Regions from separate parts of the Homo sapiens genome. Here region 1 is linked to region 2. The links are chromatin contacts, found by Hi-C or POLR2A ChIA-PET in ENCODE. All regions are on one chromosome and are shown on one strand. Each heading gives the region's core, a stretch centred on a gene start or an enhancer-like site at or near the end of the contact. The rest is flanking DNA. Distances are from core to core; before and after follow the strand shown. Region 1 overlaps CUEDC1 (CUE domain containing 1). Region 2 overlaps SCPEP1 (serine carboxypeptidase 1).

Evidence for each region. A loop is a pair of places that touch in the nucleus more often than their neighbours do. ChIA-PET counts read pairs that join two places held with the same protein, here RNA polymerase II (POLR2A). Pooled maps may share reads with other maps.
Region 1: POLR2A ChIA-PET joins it to region 2 with 10 read pairs in IMR-90. The contact joins two enhancer-like sites. A Hi-C loop is called at or near these places in 2 of 168 maps with a recorded cell type or tissue (naive thymus-derived CD4-positive, alpha-beta T cell and sigmoid colon) and 7 of 50 pooled maps. POLR2A ChIA-PET finds 5 or more read pairs at or near these places in 4 of 52 experiments (HEK293, IMR-90, K562 and 1 more).

What each region holds. Positions count from the first base shown.
Region 1 is chr17:57,858,323-57,862,286 of GRCh38, reverse strand. It overlaps CUEDC1 (CUE domain containing 1), which reads left to right. Exons shown (of 11, transcript NM_001271875.2): 11 at 1-1,044. Among named protein-coding and RNA genes, the nearest start is that of MRPS23, 10 kb to the right of the region's middle. RefSeq lists enhancers at 1-225, 226-1,075, 1,076-1,926. Within about 2 kb of position 1,291, at least 25 of the 41 ENCODE cell types and tissues checked have a DNase peak (open chromatin) inside an H3K27ac peak, as active enhancers do.
Region 2 is chr17:56,980,208-56,984,034 of GRCh38, reverse strand. It overlaps SCPEP1 (serine carboxypeptidase 1), which reads right to left. Exons shown (of 13, transcript NM_021626.3): 2 at 2,805-2,953. Among named protein-coding and RNA genes, the nearest start is that of SCPEP1, 4.0 kb to the right of the region's middle. Within about 2 kb of position 1,499, at least 3 of the 41 ENCODE cell types and tissues checked have a DNase peak (open chromatin) inside an H3K27ac peak, as active enhancers do.

The sequences.
Region 1 (3,964 bases), core at 42-2,541, 880 kb before region 2:
CTGGGTGCCCCTGAGAAGGGCGGGTGATCTGAGGAGGAGAACTCTGATTCTAGGAACGCTTACACGGCACTGACCACTGCCACGGGGAGGGAGGCTGCCCAGCCCGTGGCCCCGCCCTGGACATGGGAGCGCGCAGACCTTCCGGAGAGCCGGGAAGCCTGGGCAGGCACGAGGCTTCGGCGCGGCTCTGGGAGGTTGGGAGTGGCATCCGATCCTTGGCCGGGCCCTGGTGGCCTCCGTGGCCCCAAGATCACAAGGGCGTAGCGAAGGCGAGCCGGCGATCGCACCTCGTCCCGCCCACCCTGCCCGGACTCGCAACGCCGAGCTTGGGGAGGGCCGGGACGCGCAGCCGCCGCCGAGCGTGACCAAGTTTGGAAACGCGCGCGGGGCCGGGACGCTGGCTCGGGGGGCCCTGCCGAGGAGCGGTCGCCCCCTCCGCTGCTCCCCGCGCCAGGCCTGGGGCCCTGGAGGGAGGGGGGGGGGTCTCCGAGGAGTGCCTCGGTACCCCAGCTCGAGTTCTCGACGGGTCTCTGAGCCTTCCCCGCGCCAGGACCCGGCGCACTGTGGGGGAAGCCCCAGCCCCATGTCTGTTGAGTGTTGCTTTGTTATTTTTTTTCCTCCTATGTGTGGGTTTTTTCTTGGAGCTGTTTCATAGGAATTCCTGTAATAAACAGTTGGTGTTCTCTTGGTGCTCTGATGTGGCCAGCGGCGTGGGCTGGACCCTCCTGCTCCCTCCTCCCTCCCGGCCTGGGGCAGGGTTTGTCCCCAGGAGCCCCGCGTCGCATCCCTAGGGTACCCCTGCCTTGCCTGGCCCATTCACCCGCGGCGCTCTCCGACTGCACTCTCGAGGTGACACCTGCGGCACCGCTGCACCTCAACCTTGCGGACCTGCCGGCTGCGTCTAGCGCTGTCGCCTTCCTGTTTGGCCCAGGACTGTAAACCGCTTGCTGTATCAGGCAAGGGAAACACCATGGGGAAAGCCAGTCTGTTGAGAAAGCTCCAGACGGCCACCTCCCTAAATAAACAGCTTCTGGATTAAAGGCAGACTGGAGGTTGCAGGGAAGTGCAATTTCAGACTTCAAAGGGAACTCAGAGATCGCCCCAGTTGATACATCTCTCCTTCCTCCTCCTCCTCCAGCTCAGCAGGACTACCCCGCCCTCCACCACAGGGACAGGGCCCTCGCTGCCAGAAGAGGAAGCTGGTGCCGTTTCCAGACAGGGCAGTTCTCAAGGTCGAAGTTTTTCCTTGTGTTGAGCTAACGGCCTCCTAGGGGTTCCAACCACACATCTTACTCCTGGGCTCTGGGTCACTGTTGCCAAGGCTGCCTCTCTTGCCCCTGATGCCATGTTTCAGCTCAGTGACCTCACCCTCTCTCTTCCCTGACAACAACTGTGCCTCCTGCACTCCTGCAGGGGCCTCCCCACCCATCAGGGTCTGGCCCCACTCCCAGTCAGACCCAGGGGGGCTTGTAAAGTGGCACACCTGGGACAGGGTGACGCTCCACATGAGCTGTCCTGAGCAAACCAGGATTATCCTCCAGCCCTGGTTCTCTGCGTGGTATTCATTGCCTGGGAAGCTGTTCCAAATGCCAATTCTCAGTCCCATCCGAGACCTACTGAGTCAGAAACTCTGGGGGTGCAGCCCAGCAACCTGTGATTCTGATGCACACCACAGTTTGGGAACCATGGTACCAGGCCAGTACCTAGCACTGGCTGCACAGAATTACTTGAGTAGCTTTAAAAAAAATCCTGGCCAAGACCAGGCTCAGTGGCTTACACTTAGAATCCCAGCACTTTGACAGGTCGAGGCAGCAGGATCGCTTGAGGCCAGGAGTTCAAGACCAGCCTGGGCAACGAAGTGAGACCCATCCCCCAACCCCCCACATCTCTACAAAAAAAAAAAAAAAAAAAAAATAGCTGGGTTGGTGGCACACATGTGTAATCCCAGCTACACGGGAGGGTGAGGGGGGAGGATCGCTTGAGCCCAGGAGGTCGAGGCTGCAGTGAGCTGTGATCATGCCACTGCACTCCAGCCTGGGTGACAGAGCAAGACCCTGTCTCAATTAAAAAAATAGATCCTGGCCCGCCCTTGTGGTTCATGCCTGTAATCCCAGCACTTTGGGAGGCCAAAGTGGGAGGATTGTTTGAGGTCAGGAATTTGACATTACAGTGAGCTATAATTGAGCCACCGCACTCCAGCCTGGGTGACAGAGCAAGACCTCATCTCTATTAAAGAAAAAACGTCCTGATGTTCAGTACCGTAGACCAATTAAATCAACTATGGGTTTTTTGTTTGTTTTTTAAAAAAAGCTCCCAAGGTAATTAAATCTGCCGTCAAGCTTGAGGACCAGCCCACTTGGCAATGTGTTAGGTGTTTTAGCTCATTTGATCTTGCCCAATAACGATCACTTTACAGATAGTATAATTACAGTTCAGAGAGGTTAAGTAACTTATCCAAGATCACAGAGCTAGAGTGTCATGAGGCCAGAAAAGGAGGCTGAGGGCTGCCTGACTCCAAAACTTGTGTTGCCTCCTCTACACCCCTGCTGCCCAAAGTGTGCCCTGTGGACCAGCAGCATCGCCATTCCCTGGGAACTTGTTAGGAATGCGTATTATCAGGCCCCATTCCAGATCTGAATCGGAAACTGGCGTGCATTTTAACAAGACCTTCAGATCATTCTGATACATGCTCAAATTTGAGAACCACAGTTCCACAATCTGACCACTCACAGCTTGGTCTATGGACCAGCAACATTCATTATTACCTAGGAGCTTGTTAGAAAAAGAATCTCAGGCTCTGCCCCAGCCTCACTGGATCAGAATTCGCATTTTAACAAGCTCTTCAGGTGACTTCTATGCACATTAAAGCTAGAGAAACACTGCTCTAGAACACTGGTTCTCAAACTTGCTGTACGTTAGAATCATTTCTGATGTGTGGGTCTCATTCCCAGAGATTCTGATTTAATTGGTTTGGGATTTAGCCTGAGAATCAGATTGTAAAATCCCAGGTGCTTCTAATATGCAGCAAGTTTGAGACCCTTACACCATTTTACCTGTTAGTGTAGATGACACTGGAGATGATTGTAATCAGAGAGAGAAAGAGAGGGAGAATGCTTACCAGGTCTAACAAGGAGTGCAGGAGATGAAGCCTCTGCTGGAGCCGCTGACGCCTGGTTAAAGATGGCTATGGGTCCAGGGGCAGGGACAGGCTGGACCAGATGACTGCCTTAGCCACCTACCCTCACATTGCTTGCTCATCTGCAAGTGCTGAACTCCTGGTATCCACAAGGCGATACTTGCAGATTTATCCTCTGCAAAAATGCAGAGCTGGGCTATCTGAAGTCTGGTCCAGCCAGGGCCCCTTCCCTATCTTGATGATGCTTTGATGTCCTCAGGGATCAGCCCCAACTTAAAAGGCGATCATGGGTCTGGAAAACGCTGTGCCCACAAGAATTGCCTGGTTATTACCATGCTGGGGTCTCAATTCTCCCTTTGTTTTCTTGAAGCAACTGGTTGGAGATAGGGTCTGGGGGGGAAACAGGAGAATTTGCTCTGAAGAATGAAGGAGGCAGGCAAGGTGTGGTATGAAGATGGTAGCTCTTTATCGAGTGTTTATTGTGTGCCACACACTCCTAGGGTACTTTACCGAATCCTTCACAACAATTATATGAAATCAGTATTACTACGTGCGTTTCACACAGAGATGTTAAAGTCCTTACTCAACATCTACCCTCAGTAAGAGGTGGTAGTACCTGCATATGAATCCAGGCAGCTGAGCTCCCGAGATGATACCTAAACACTAAGCATGGTGGGGTCGGGTTGGGATGCAGGGGGATGGGGTTAAGATGCAGCACCTTTGCACAGATGCAATCTGTGGAGCACAGAAGGGCCCACTTGCTCAAAAACATCACCAAAGTGATCCGTGATCCAACAGAGTGCCTGGAACGCCTCCATTAGCATTCTT
Region 2 (3,827 bases), core at 250-2,749:
CGGGGGGCTGAGGCACGAGAATCACTTGAACCCAAAAAGTGGAGGTTTCAGTGAGCCGAGACTGCGCCACTGCACTCCAGCCTGGGTGACAGAGCGAGACCTCATCTCAAAAAAGAAAAAGAAAAAAAAGATGAAAGGGAATACCTTGGGCAAAACAAAAGCCAGGGCAATTTGTGTAGGGAAATCTAAAGAAAAAAAAAAAAAAGACAAGATAGAGTCAGGGCTAAAGGGTAACTAGCAACGGCAAGAGGGCCCCAAAAGGGAAAGACTTTACAACACTAATGTTTTGAACCTGGACCAACCTAACTCTGATAAAATTGGAAGGCTATACATCCCCCTGATCATATGCCCTTTGTATCTTAAGATTTCCTAAGCAGTAAAAAGTTCACAAACCAGATGAAGATGTTAACCGCAGTCCTATTAAAAATAACAGAAGTAAGGGTGCAACTCAAACGTCCCCCAAATAGGGGAACAGGTTAGGCAACCATACCACATCTACTGCATGGAATGCTACACTGCCACTTAGAATCATGAACTACGAAAAATGATGTGGCAACATTGAAAAATATTTATAATGCAATATGCAATAAATTAAAGCCAGGGATCTACCCTCCAATGAAAGCTGGGTTCCTTTTTCCTAATGGACTTATTAGGATGAGGTAGGATCAAAGCAAAAGGAGAAAAGCTGGAAATCCTAGGGGTTGGGTCTTTGTGGGAGAAATCTCAGTTCTCCTCTGCTTCTGGTATGCCAGGGAGACAGCAGAAGATGACCTCTCCCTCTCCTCTCTCCTCATTCCCCTCTCCTCAAAAGGCAATGAGATGCTGGATGGAGGAAGCCTCTGTTCTACGTGAATATATCCTATTGTAAAACCTCTTTTTTGTCTAGAACTTTGGGATAGGGTGCTAGCATGGCCCAGGGCTATCCAGAAACTCTGAGACACAGTCAGTGTGTCAGTGGACCAAGTGAAACGCTTCGAAGACTTGAAAGTGTCCCTAACATAGTTTGCTAACCCACTCAGAAGACATGACTTCGATTCTCAAAGATTCCCCCGAGAGAAGTCAGCACCATGTCCTCAGTAGGCTGCTAAAATAGATCTCCTTTTCATCTAAATTAGTTATTTCTTCTGTAAGCATAATCTTTCTTCTTCTCTCTTGGGTCTCTGGGTAAGTGAAGAGCAATTTATTCTCTTCAGTTGATAAACTTCAAAGGAGAAGCCTCAGCCTCAGCACTTGTGCTTTTGTCTGCTTTGTCTCCCCTTTGTAAGCTTTCATTTGGGGGTAAAAAAAAAAAAGAAAAGTTCTGCTGATGAACAAAAAGTTTGAAAACCACCAAAATCTCCCAGATTAGACAGCCAAGGCCCAGAGGAGGAAGTATCTTGCCATGGCTCTAAGTGGCAGGTAGGCACTGAAAACCCGAGGCCCCTGACGGCAGGCCTGAGCTTGTCCACGGCCTGGCTCTCCCTGCCAATTGTGCCGCACCTTTGTCTCCAGCCACCGGAGGTGAACAGGGCTCCCCAGGCTGACATACAAGGGTTCTTTTTCTGCATTATCATAACCGCACCTGGGGCTGAGCCTCAGCTCTAGCCCTCAGAGGTGGCACAAGTGATAATTCCAAAAGAGAAAGGCCCCTCCCTGAAAACTGCTCATTTTCGCTCTATCTCACCAGAAAGTCTGCATCGACCATCCTGGGAGGCAAAACCCAGGTGGTGGGAGGCTGCTTATAAATACCAGCATTGTTGGAAGACGTCCCAGTAGCATCCTATGGAGGTGAGCACCAGGGTCCCTATTTACTGATGAGGGGCCCAGGGTTCCAGCTGGGCCATGCCTACATTTTCCAGAGGCAAGACCATGTTCCTTAATTCCTCCCTGGTGGGTGGTCTTCCGGGTGGGGGTGGGCCATCTCTGGACAGATATTTCAGAAATGCCAGAAAAGAGCCTCTGCCTGTCCCTACAAATCTTTCAACCAGCTCCCTGCCTTCCATCCTACAATCAGAGCTCAAGGTTAAAATGCAAACACACTCAGGGAAAGGGGGAAGGCGCAACAGTCACACGAAGGTGCAGAAGGCTTGTAGCAGTCCCTTCAAAAGATCAGGTTTTCTGGGGGTAAGAAGTTAGGGTTCAGGAAAGGATTGTATGGAGAGGAAGGGAGGGTCAGGCTACCTCAGGTCTTTGCTTTGGAACCTTCCATAACACTTTCTTTTCTTTTTTCTTTTGAGATAGGGTCTTGCTCTGTCGCCCAGGCTGGAGCGCAGTGGCACGATCTCAGCTCACTGCTACCTCCGCCTCCCGGGTCCAAGCAATTCTCATGCCTCAACCATCTGAGTAGCTGGGATTATAGGTATGTGCTACCATGCCTGGATAATTTTTGTATTAAATATTTTTAGTAGAGACAGCGTTTCACTATGTCGGCCAGCCTGGTCTCGAACTCCTGGCCTCGTATGATCCACCCACCTCGGCCTCCCAAAGTTCTGGGATTACAGACATGAGCCACTGTGCCCGGCCTCAAAACACTTTCTATCACTATGTATTCAAATGTATCATCAGGAGTTTTCAGTGAGCCTTCTTGTGACCGTCTGGAAATATAAAGAGACTCTGGCAAAAGGCTAGAACCCCCTCGCCCTCTGATTTAGCCTCCTTGGCTATACCATTGCCTCAGCCTACCTCAGAAGCACGCCGAACCCCCAGGTCACACTGCTGGACCAAATCCGCCCTTCACTGCTGAGACATCAGCCCAAAAAGCAAGCAAAGAGCCACACAGAGGAGACTTGGCTTTGACCTCAGGCCAGGCTGGGAAGCTACTTTACCTGAAGCCACATGACCAGGGGCAGTTCTGAGAAGTTCTTGCAGGAGTTGGTGGCATAATAGAGCCACCAGAACATGTAGGCATCCTTGCGGACCGTCACATAATCCCATACTTCCTTGCCCTCCTCTGTGGGCCAGTCAATGACAGCTCCTGAAACAGAAGTTCAATTTCACTCTCCAGAAGAGTGCCTAATGTACAGGTAAATTCCAAGCCTGGTAGAGACAGCCATGCTAGGCTAGAGATGATTTGTTTTATAGTTTGGTAATTTAGCCACCCCAGTACATTGCAGGAATAAGGAAAAAACCTCGGCTATGAAAAAAGAAACCAAACTTAACAGCGGCATAGGAGGCCAGGGGCTTTCACTTTTTCCTCTACACTTTTCTGTAATGTTTGGATTTTTAACAATAAATATGAAACACTTTTTTTTTTTTTTTTTTTTTTTTGATACGAAGTCTCGCTCTTGTTGCCCAGGCTGGAATGCAATGGCGCAATCTCGGCTCACCGCAACCTCTGCCTTCCGGGTTCAAGCGATTCTCCTGCCTCAGCCTTCCAAGTAGCTAGGATTACAGGCATGCACCACCACGCCTGGCTAATTTTGTATTTTTAGTAGAGATGGGGTTTCTCCATGTTGGTCAGGCTGGTCTCGCACTCCTGACCTCAGGTGATCTGCCCGCCTAGGCCTACCAAAGTGCTGGGATTACAGGAAATACTTTTATAATTCTGTAAAAACAAGAGAGATTTATATTTTGAGTAAAAAAGTAAAAATCTCAGAATGCAATATACTGGTTTTTATATCGTATTTAATACATGAGTAAGACACCAGGCTTGGTGGCTCACTCCTGTAATCCCAACACTTTGGAAGGCCAAGACAGGCTGATAGCTTGTGCATAGGAGTTCAAAACCAGTCTAAGCAACATAGCAACACCCCATCTCTACAAAAAATGCAAAAATTAGCTGGGCATTGTGGCATATGCCTGTGGTCCCAGCTACTCAGGAGACAGAGGTAGGAGAATCGCTTGAGCCC